2 separate regions of the Homo sapiens genome follow, and region 2 is linked to region 1. Evidence: read pairs that join two places in POLR2A ChIA-PET (ENCODE). Cell type or tissue: Caco-2. All regions are shown on one strand. Each heading gives the region's core, and the rest is flanking DNA. Links, peaks and the distances in the headings are about the cores only.

Region 1 (5,370 bases), core at 84-5,083:
TAATAATTTCCCTTCTGGGAATCTTTTTCTTTTTTTTTTTTTGGTAGAGACAAGGTCTCGCTATGTCACCCAGGCTGATCTTGAATTTCTGGTCTCAAGTGATCCTCCTGTCTTGGCTTCCCAAAATGCTGGAATTACACGTGTGAGCCACCATGCCTGGCCACCATCTGGGCCTGTAGATTGAACTCCCAGCATTCAGTGACTGCATAGCATGCTTCTAGGAGCCCCTAGGAGTGGGGAGGCCCTCGGAGGGCCATTCAGATTTTCTGGATGATTCACTCCCTGATCATGGATCCGTTATTCTGGCACCGGCATGTACATGCATATGTGGCCATGCTCACTGAATTCACAAGCACAGGTATGTGCATGTGAATGTACATACACGTGTGGGGCAACACTTAATTCCTTCATTTATATGCAGATTTTGACACAATCACATCTCTAAATGCACACATGCAGTTTCACAGTCAGAAATAACCTGTGCTGCATAAGCTTACATGTGTACACACACCCATGCCTTCACGTGCACACCCCTCCACACACACACCAACACACACACATATACACCTTTACGGTTATGGATACACCACTATTCTCTTGCAGCCATGAACATCCATGTGCACACACACACACCCTCACACATTCATCTCCATAGCTACTCCCCACATAGTGCACACACGGTCCCAATCTCTCTATACACATTCATGGTAAGACCCCTGCCCCTCCTCAGCCCTGGGTCTGCTCACTCATTGACGAGCCGGTCACAGATCTCGCTGGGCAAGAAGATGTCCGGATGTAGCCGCAGGGTCTCCTTGTCCAGCAGGTAGCCCAGGGTGCCATCCAGGTTGCGCAAGCAGAAGTCAGTACAGAGGGCCATCAGCGACTCGGGAGTGTCGGACGCCATGCTGGGGGCAAGCAGGTGGGCCACTCCAGGACAAGGATCCCCAGGGGCAACAGTGATTCCTGAATACTCACAGGATCATTGGCAGAGCCACTGCCTGGGGAGTGGACAAGATGCCAAGTGAGCCACACACAAGGGCTAGAACTATCAGTGGTCCCATGTCCACGCTCTGAGTAGGGAAACTGAGACCACACTCCAATTAGCAGCTTAGCAGGGCCAGGCCCAGGTCTCCTGACTCCTTCTTTCACCCGCCTCTGCTGTGCCACTATCTATGCACAATTTGACCTGCAAAGAACATGGAGCCTTGTCCAAGCACTTATTTGCCTGTGAGCAGACGTGTGTGCTGGGGACCCAGTGCTTGGGTGGGGATAATACAGATTTTCACTCTTCAGCTTCCCACAGTCTGAAGAGCTACACTGGGGTGTTCCATGCTGTGCAGTACTTCCTAACCTGTATACAGCTATGATTGATTGAGCACTTAGGCTGTGCCAGGGCTTAATAGACATATAGACATGATATCACTGAATCTCATGGTGTCTGATTAAAAATGAAGGCTCCTTACAAGAGCAATGAAAACATATGTCCACATAGAAACTCAGACGTGGCCGAGCACGGTGGCTCATGCCTGTAATCCCAGAACTTTGAGAGGCCGAGGTGGGCGGATCACAAGGTCAGGAGATGGAGACCATCCTGGCTAACACGGTGAAACCCTGTCTCTACTAAAAATACAGAAATTAGCCGGGCGTGGTGGCGGGCGCCTGTAGTCCCAGCTACTCGGGAGGCTGAGGCAGGAGAATGGCGGAGTGCGGTGAGCCGACACCCTGCCACTGCACTCCAGCCTGGGCGACAGAGTGAGACTCCATCTCAAAAAAAGAAACTCAGATGTGACCATTCATAGCAACATTATTTGTAAGAGCCAAAAAGTGGAAACAACCCAAATGTCCTTCAACTGGTGAACGGATCAACAAAATGTTACATATTCATACAGTGGAATATTATTCAGTCATAAAAAGTAGTGATCCATGCTATAATGTTGGACCTTGAAAACATTATGTTGAGTGAAAGAAATCAGTTTAAAAAAAAAGTCATATACCGTATGATTCCTCTGATAGAAATGTCCAGTGACGATAGGCAAATCTATAGAGACAGAAGTAGGTTTGTGGTTGGGAAAAAGGAGAGTAACTGCCAGTGTGTATGGAGTTTCTTTTTGGGGTGATGAAAATGGTCTAAAATTGACAGTGGTCATGGGTGCACTCTATGAATATACTAAAAATCATGGAATTATATACTTTATATGGATGAATTGTGTGACATGTGAATTATATATATCTCAGTAAAACTGTTATTTAAAAAAGTGAAGTCTCCTACTAGCTTCATGACTTTAGCACAGCTAAAGATTTCCTAACTAGGACTCAAGAGGTGCTAACCAGGAGGTAGAAAATCATAAACTTATCTACACCAAAGCAAAGAAACTTCTGTTCATGCATACACAAAAATTAATTTGAGATAGATGATAGATATAAATGTGAAAGTTAAAACAATAAGGTTTCTAGAAGAAAACACAGGAGTATATCTTTATGACTTTAGGCAATGATTTCACATGAAGAGAAAAAAACTGATAAATTGGACTGCCTCAAAATTAAAAACTCTGTTCATCAAAAGTTACCACACAGAGCCTGGGTGCAGTGGCTCAAGCCTGTAATCCCAGCACTTTGGGAGCCAGAGGTGGGCAAATTGCTTGAGCCCAGGAGTTCAAGACCAGCCTGGGCAACATGGCGAAACCCTGTCTCTACAAAAAATACAAAAAAAATTAGCTGGGCACGGTGCCATGTGCCTGTAGTCCCAGCTACTTGGGAGGCTGAGGTGGGAGGATCACCTGAGCCCAAGAGGTTGAGGCTGCAGTGAGCTGTGATTGCACCACCGCGCTCTAGCCTGGGCAACAAAGCCAGACCCTGTCTCAAAAAAAAAAAAAGAGTGAAAGATTTGAACAGGCATTTCATGAAGGAAGATAGTGAAACAGACAACAAACATGTGAAAAGCACTCAGCTTCTTTACTATTAGGGAAGTGCACAGTAAAGCCACAATGAGATGCCATTTTCCACACGCCCACTGGCTCAACTGAACGCAACTGCAGCAACAACAACATGGGCAATACCTGGCATTGGGGAAGACGGGGAACAGTGGGAAATCTCCCACAGGGCTGGCGGCAGGGCAAATTGGTGTGAACTGGGAATACAATGGGAACAGTGTTTAACACTATTCACTATTTACTAAAGCTGAACGTACATACGTTCAACACTTAGCAACTTGACTCCTAGGTATATACCCAACAGAAATGCATAAGTAAATGTGCACCAAAAGATCTACACTAGAATGTTCACAGCAGCACTATTTGTAATGGCCAAAACCAGAAAAGAACCTACATGTCCACTGGCATTGGAATGGATAATTATGGTATATTCATCTACTAAATACTGCATGGCAATGAGAAGGCACAAACTCCTGTTAACAGCTTGGATAAGGCTTACAATGTTTTTTTTTTTTAATTTTTAGTTTAGGTTTTTTTTTTTTTTTTGAGATAGAGTCTTGCTCTGTTGCTCAGGCTGGAGTGCAGTGGCATGATCTTGGCTCACTGCAACCTCCGCCTCCTGGGTTCAAGTGATTCTCCTGCCTCAGCCTCCCGAATACCTGGGATTACAAGCGTGCGCCATCACGCCGGGCTAATTTTTGTATTTTTTTCTTTTAGTAGAGACAGGGTTATCCATGTTGGCCAGGCTGGTCTCGAACTCCTGACCTCAGGTGATCTGCTCGCCTTGGCCTCCCAAAGTGCTGGGATTACAGGTGTGAGCCACTGTGCCTGGCCTTAATTTTTAATTTTTGAGATAGAATCTCATTACCTGGGCTGGAGTGCAGTGGTGTGATCTTGGCTCACTGCACCCTCTATTTCCCAGGCTCAAGCGATCCTCCCACCTTAGCCTCCTGAGTACCTGAGACTACAGGCATGCATCACCACACCCGGCTAATCTTTCTGGTTTCTTTGTTTTTTGTTTTTTGTTTTGTAGAGACAAGATCTTGCTATGTTATTCAGGCTGGTCTCAAACTCTTGTGCTCAAGCAATCTGCTTACCCCCGCCTCCCAAAGTGCTGGGATTACAGGCATGAGCCGCTGCACCTGGCCAACCCTTACTGCATTTAATGAGAGGAGTCAGACACAAAAGGATCTACACTGTGTCACTCCACTAAGTTCAAAATCAGGGGAATCTCATCTGTGGTGGGAGAAGTGAGGACTGTGGTTACCCGGGGAGGTGATTGGAAGGGAGTTTCTGGGTGCTGAGGAGCTTCTAGTCTCCTTGATCAGAGTACTGGGTATCCAGGCTCGCTTACTGTGTGAATCTTCACCGACCTGTGTATCATGATGTGTGTACTTTTTCAAGTGAATTTTTTTTTTTTTTTTTAGACTGAGTCTTGCTCTGTCACCAGGCTGGAGTGCAGTGGCGCGATCTCGGCTCACTGCAACCTCCACCTCCCGGGTTCAAGTCATTCTCCTGCCTCAGCCTCCCGAGTAGCTGGGATTACAGGCATGGGCCACCGCGCCCAGCCAGTGAATATTGTTTTTTTTTTTCTTTTGAGACGGAGTCTAACCCTGTCATCTAGGCTGGGGTGCAGTGGCACGATCTCAGCTCACTGCAACCTCCGCCTCTCAGGTTCAAGCGGTTCTCCTGCCTCAGCCTCTGGAGTAACTGGGATTACAGGTGCCTGCCACCACACCCAGCTAATTTTTTTTTTTTTTTTTTTGGTAGAGATGGGGTTTCATCATGTTGCTCAGGCTGGTCTCGAACTCCTTACCTCAGGTGATCCGCCCATCTCTGCCTCCCAAAGTGCTGGGATTACAGATGTGAGCCACCGTGCCTGGCCCGAATATTGTAATTGAATAGAAAGTTAAGAAAATGGCGGCTGGGCATGGTGGCTCACGCCTGTAATCCCAGCACTTTGGGAGGCCAAGGCAGGTGGATCATGAGGTCAGGAGATTGAGACCATCCTGGCTAACACAGTAAAACCTTGTCTCTACTAAAAATAGAAAAAATTAGCCGGGCGTGGTGGCACGCACCTGTAGTCCCAGCTACTTGGGAGGCTGAGGCAGGAGAATGGCGTGAACCCAGGAGGCGGAGCTTGCAGTGACCCAAGATGGCACCACTGCACTCCAGTCTGGGCAACAGAGCGAGACTCCGTCTCAAAAAAAAAGAAAAAAATTAATCAGACTCTATACTCATATTTTGTGCATCTTTCCTTATGTATGTATTTTTTTGTTTGTTTGTTTGGTTGGTTGTTTTTTTCTGAGACAGAGTCTCATACTGTTGCCCAGGCTGGAGTGTGGTGGTATGATCACGGCTCACCGCAGCCTTGACCTCCTGGGCTCAAGCGATCCTCCCACCTCAGCCTGTTGAGTAGCTGGGACCACAGGCATGTGCC
Region 2 (5,370 bases), core at 200-5,199, 88 kb after region 1:
CCTGTTTAGAAAAACTGGACAACCGGCCAGGTGTGGTGGCTCACGCCTGTAATCCCAGCACTTTGGGAGGCCGAGGTGGGCGGATCACCTGAGGTCAGGAGTTTGAGACCAGCCTGGCCAACATGGTGAAACTCTGTCTTCACTAAAAATACAAAAGTTAGTCAGGCATGGTGGCAGGGGCCTGTAATCCCAGCTACTTGGAAGGCTGAGGCAGAAGAATCACTTGAACCCGGGAACCGGAGGTTGAAGTGAGCCGAGATCGCACCATTGCACTGCAGCCTGGATAACAAGAGTGAGATTCTGTCTTAAAAAAACAAAAACAAAAAACAAAAAACACACACATACACACACAAGAAAAACAAAAACTAGACAATCAGCAACTGTCCTGGCCTGAAGATCTGCCTAAGTGTCACAGCTGGTCCCCTACATTGAGATTAGGTCAGTCAGGCACATTGTTAATCGCAGGAATCAGCCCAGGGGCTTTCCAAGTTCTTCCACCATGACCCATAGGAAGAAATCATCTTTTTTTTTTTTTTTTGACAGAGTTTCGCTCTATCCCCTAGGCTGGAGTGCAGTGGTGCAATCTCAACTCACTGCAACCTCCGCCTCCCGAGGTCAAGCGATTCTCATGCCTCAGCCTCCTGAGTAGCTGGGATTACAGGCACCCGCCACCACGCCCAGCTAATTTTTGTATTTTTAGTACAGATGGGGTTTTGCTATGTTGGCCAGGCTGGTCTCGAACTCCTGACCTCAGGTGATCCACCGCCCCCCTTGGCCTCTCAAAGTGCTAGCAGTACAGGCGTGAGCCACCACTACCGGCCAAGAAATCACCTTTGCATCATCAACCCTGTGGAGCACAAACATGGAATGGAAGCTTCATCCTTCTTGGTGCAATCTACTGCAGTATTTTCTGTCCTGTCCTATCCTACTCTATTCTTTCCAAATACTAGTTGAGACCCCCTGTACAGATTGCATGACTCCTCCTTGGATTCGTCAACACCACAGTTAAACGCTCTGCTCATATAGCCTTCACAATGGCCTGTGAGGCACATCTTGTTCCTGGACCACTGTGGGGATAAGGAGTGGAGTGACTTGCCTAAAGCCTCCCAGCTAGTACAAGGCACAGCCAGCCAGCCTTTCTACTTCCATCTCAAGCAAAGTTTGATGCTCTTGACCCTACTCTGGGCAGAACAGGGCCCCACCAGCCCAGGCACACATCATCTCTGGACCCATAATCCTCTGTTCTGGCCCTGCCTGGGGGCCACCTCTCCAGGTGGGAGAAAGGCTGGGAAGCTGGATGAAGAGGCTGGTATGTGGTTTGGGGCTAGTTTGGAGCAGAGTGAAGACCTGGCTGAGTTGAATTTGCATACCAATAAATATGTCTAAAATGTGTCATTTTTGGCTGGGCCCGGTGGCTTATGCCTGTATTCCCCAGCACTTTGGAAGGCCGAGGAGGGCAGATCCCTTGAGGTCAGGAGTTTGAGACCAGCCTGGACAACATGCTGAAACCCCATTTTCTCTAAAGATATAAAAATTAGGGCCAGGCACAGTGGCTCATGCCTGTAATCCCAGTACTTTGGGAGGCTGAGGCGGGTGGATCACGAGGTCAGGAGTTCGAGACCAGCCTGGCAAACATGGTGAAATCTCATCTCTACTAAAAATACAAAAAAAAAAAAAAAATTAGCTGGGCGTGGTGGCGCACGCCTGTAATCCCAGCTACTTGGGAGGCTGAGGCAGGAGAATTGCTTGAACCTGTGAGGGGGAGGTTGCAGTGAGCCGAGATCATGCCACTGCACTCCAGCCTGGGTGACAGAGTAAGATTCTGTCTTGCGGGGGAAAAGAAAAAGAAAAAAAATTAGCTGGGCGTTGTGTTGCACGCCTGTAATCCCAGCTACTTGGAGGCTGAAGCAGGAGAATCATTTGAACCCAGGAGGCAGAGGTTGCAGTGAGCCGAGACCGCACCATTGCACTCCAGCCTGGGCGACAAGGGCAAAACTCCGTCTCAAAAATAAAATGAAAATAAAACAAGTCAAAAAAGAAAACAATATCAACCTCTGCAAATGTCTGGTGAAGAGCTGACTGTATCTTACTTGCTTATTTTACTTATCTTAGTTTATCTGACTCTATACCAAGTGAGAAAGAGTCATCCCTGGAAAGGCCTTAGCTTGGTGCCTGGGTAGAATGGCTTTGGACAGCATTTTACTTTTTCCTCCCCAACGCTCTCCAGGTGGGTATAACTCTTCATTTTGCAGCTGGGGAGATGAGGCTCAGAGCAGGTATGTCACCTGTCCTAGTGGCACAGTCATGCAGAAGAAAGCTGAGATTTGAACCAAGCCTACTCCCTCGGGCCCTGTCTCTCCTGAGCTATGGCTGGAATCTGGCAGTCTGTGTACCGCCACCATCTGGAGTACTACTGAGTTGCTGTAAACCCAGGGATGGCCAACCCATGCCCGAGGGGACACCCACACACCTCCCCAGCCCAGCTGGCTCACCAGGGGTTGTAGTCGATCCCGTCTAGCCTTCGGGCCTGCAGCTGTTTGGCCATGGCGAGCTGGAGACGAACAAGTGGAAGGTCAGAGATGGAATCTGTCTGGGTGCAGCAGTCCGAGCTTGCACACAGGAGGGACAGCTGCTTTCAGGCCACAGCGCCATCCTGTCTGCTCCCAGGAGGGGGAAGAGATAGAGTTTGCAGAAGGGCAGGTTTCTGCCTGCCTCCCAAGCCTGTTATGCTCCAACACCCTCACCTGGTTCCTCTTGACTCCAGCAGCCTCCACCTCCCCAACCTGCAGGGGCTGCCTGGCGCCTGCCCAGTGGAGACTTCCAGCCCTGGCTCCATGCGTCCTGAGACAGAGCCCTGACTTGGCCAGGTTAAAGTCTGACTCAGGAAGGGCTGAGGGTTAAAGAAGAGGAGCAGGAGGTGGGTGGAGCGGAGAGGGAGGATAATGGCAACAGTGACAGCAGCAGCCTCCACTTACAGAGGTCTTGCTAAGCACTTCCATTTCATTCCCTGAATGACCTGGTCAGGCCTATCTTATCAATGAGAAAACAGAAGGTGGAAAACAGAGGCTGGAGGGTGCAGGAGGGGGAGTGATGTGTTTAAGGCCACACAACACACACACTCAGACTTAGGCCTGTTGGACCCAAGGCCATGTCCTAACTCTGAGGGAGGCACTAATCCGCTCCTCGGAGGGTCCCGGGGTCCTGGCTCCTGGCTCGCCCCTCCCCTCCCGGTGTTCCTCCCAGGCCAGCTCCCTCCTCAGCCACTGGTGTGCAGAAACTGGCCAGGGGCTGGGCACAGTGGCTCACGCCTGTAATCCCAGCACTTTGGGAGGCTGAGGCGGGCAGATCACCTGAGGTCAGGAGTTCGAGACCAGCCTGGCCAACATGGTGAAACCCCCATCTCTACTAAAAATACAAAAATTAGCTGGGCGTGGTAGCACGCACCTGTTATCCCAGCTACTTGGGAGGCTGAGGCACAAGAATCACTTGAACCTGGGAGGCAGACATTGCAGTGAGGCAAGAGCACACCACTGCACTCCAGCCTGAGCATTAGAGTGAAACTCAGTCTGGGAAAAACAAACAAAGAAACTTATCTGGGCGTCATGACACATGCCTGTAATCCCAGCTACTCAGGAGGCTGAGGCCTGAGAATCACTTGAACCTGGGAGATGGAGATTGCAGTGGGCCAAGATCGTGCCAGCCACTGCACTCCTGCCCGACCCAACGAGCAAGACTCTACCAAAAAAAAAAAAAAAAAAAAAAAAAGAAAGAAAGAAATTGGCCAGACCTGAGAGCCACCAAACTCAGGTCCTAACCCACCTTGGCTGGGTGACCCTGGATAGGTAATTTGGCTCCTCCTGTCCTCAGAATCCCTTCAGCAGCAGGGACCTCACATGGGCTTTGTGGTCCCTGAGGAACCTTCCGTTCCTGTGGGTTTGCCAGTCCCAGATGGCTGGTGGGCCGTGGAGCTGGGGATCCAACATTCTTCTCAGCCACCTGCTGTGGTCAATAGTGAACCCTGGCTCAGGATTTTGCTCAGTTCCACCTCGCTCAGTTCCCACTGCACTCTCACTAGAGGTGCCACAATAGTCTCCATCTAACAGATGAGGACACTGAGGCTTGAAGAGGCTCAGGTACCTGCCCAGGGTCAGAAGAGAAGCTGGCAAGGACCTGGTCAGGGTGGCAGCCACAGTAATCTCAACACCAGGCCCCCCTGTCCTGGAGGGGCCTTGGGACCATTTGAGTAAGTGCCAGGTCTTCCATGGCCCAGGAACCCCACCGCGCCTGGCTCAGTTGACATTTATTGAGTCCCTACCAGGTACTGGGTTCTGGGATGGGCACAGGGGATCATGGGAAGCAGCACCCTACAGCGCCCAAGCTGACTATTCAGATGCAGAGCTACAAGTTCTAGACTAGAGAAGCAGGGGCAAGGGAGAAGCCCACATACAGGCTGCAGTTAAAGAGGGCTCCCTGAAAGAGAAGGCTCATGCACAGCTTTGAAGCCAGGAACGAGCCAGACCCCAGAAGCCCCAGGCCATGCAGGTGGCAGAGTATTGGGGTTAGGGCACTTACAGTCTGGTGCAAGAACCAAGTGAGTGGGGCTCCAGCCTTCCTTCCCTGAAGGGGCCCCACCAGGTGCACAGAGATGGCTGCTGCAGTCCTGAACATGCCTCCCAGAGCCTTGGGGCACTGCAGACTTTTCCAGAGGCAGGGGAGAAGGGAGGAAACAGCCCTGGCCAGAAAATGCCTCCGAGCTCAGGACTTGGGTCCCCCACACACAGCTCTAACAATAACAACAACAACAACAACAACAACAACAACAATATGGTCATTGCGTGCCAGGAATAGCACCAAGTGCTCTGTTGCATGATTATCCGACTCCGTCCTTATAAGAACCCTGTTACTCATATACAATACACCCCCCAGCAACCCAAGTGACCCTTTCAAAACACAAATCACCTCTAATTAAAAAATGATCCAGGAGAGGATCACTGATAGCCCTGAATATCACCAAGAGCATAAACCAAACATGTTCTGACTCTGGAAACACATACACCACCTGCAAATTATTCCTGCTGTAAAAGTGGCCCTAAATTAGATCACACTGTTGAATGACTAAAATACAGGGACAGAAGAACATGTTAAATAACACCATGGAGATGCAATCAACAAATTCAAGCAGGGCAATGTGTCTCACACCTGTAAACTCAGCACTTTGGGAGGCCAAAGCAGGAGGATCTCTTGAGCCCAGGAGTTTGAGACCAGCCTGGGCAACATACTGAAACACCGTCTCTACAAAAATACAAAAATTGACCAGGTGTGATGGTGCACACCTGTAGTCCCAGCTACTGGGGAAGCTAAAGTGGGAGA

What was found. Peaks named below come from ENCODE experiments on the same cell type or tissue, not always from the same donor. Only the 100,000 strongest peaks of a DNase experiment are listed, where the experiment ranks them.
Region 2: POLR2A ChIA-PET joins it to region 1 with 12 read pairs; 5 of 35 experiments call an interaction of 5 or more read pairs at or near these places.

The regions. Positions count from the first base shown.
Region 1 is chr9:128,754,662-128,760,031 of GRCh38, forward strand. ZER1 (zyg-11 related cell cycle regulator) reads right to left here. Exons shown (of 16, transcript NM_006336.4): 2 at 747-998. The coding sequence starts at 904. Among named protein-coding and RNA genes, the nearest start is that of ZER1, 15 kb to the right of the region's middle. In Caco-2, for the core only: no CTCF peak of the experiment used is centred there; no DNase peak of the experiment used is centred there.
Region 2 is chr9:128,842,861-128,848,230 of GRCh38, forward strand. It overlaps KYAT1-SPOUT1 (KYAT1-SPOUT1 readthrough), which reads right to left. Exons shown (of 25, transcript NR_182311.1): 2 at 2,493-2,551. It overlaps KYAT1 (kynurenine aminotransferase 1), which reads right to left. Exons shown (of 13, transcript NM_004059.5): 2 at 2,493-2,551. The coding sequence starts at 2,545. Among named protein-coding and RNA genes, the nearest start is that of SPOUT1, 16 kb to the left of the region's middle. RefSeq lists a silencer at 2,281-2,507. In Caco-2, for the core only: no CTCF peak of the experiment used is centred there; a DNase peak (open chromatin) is centred at 2,481.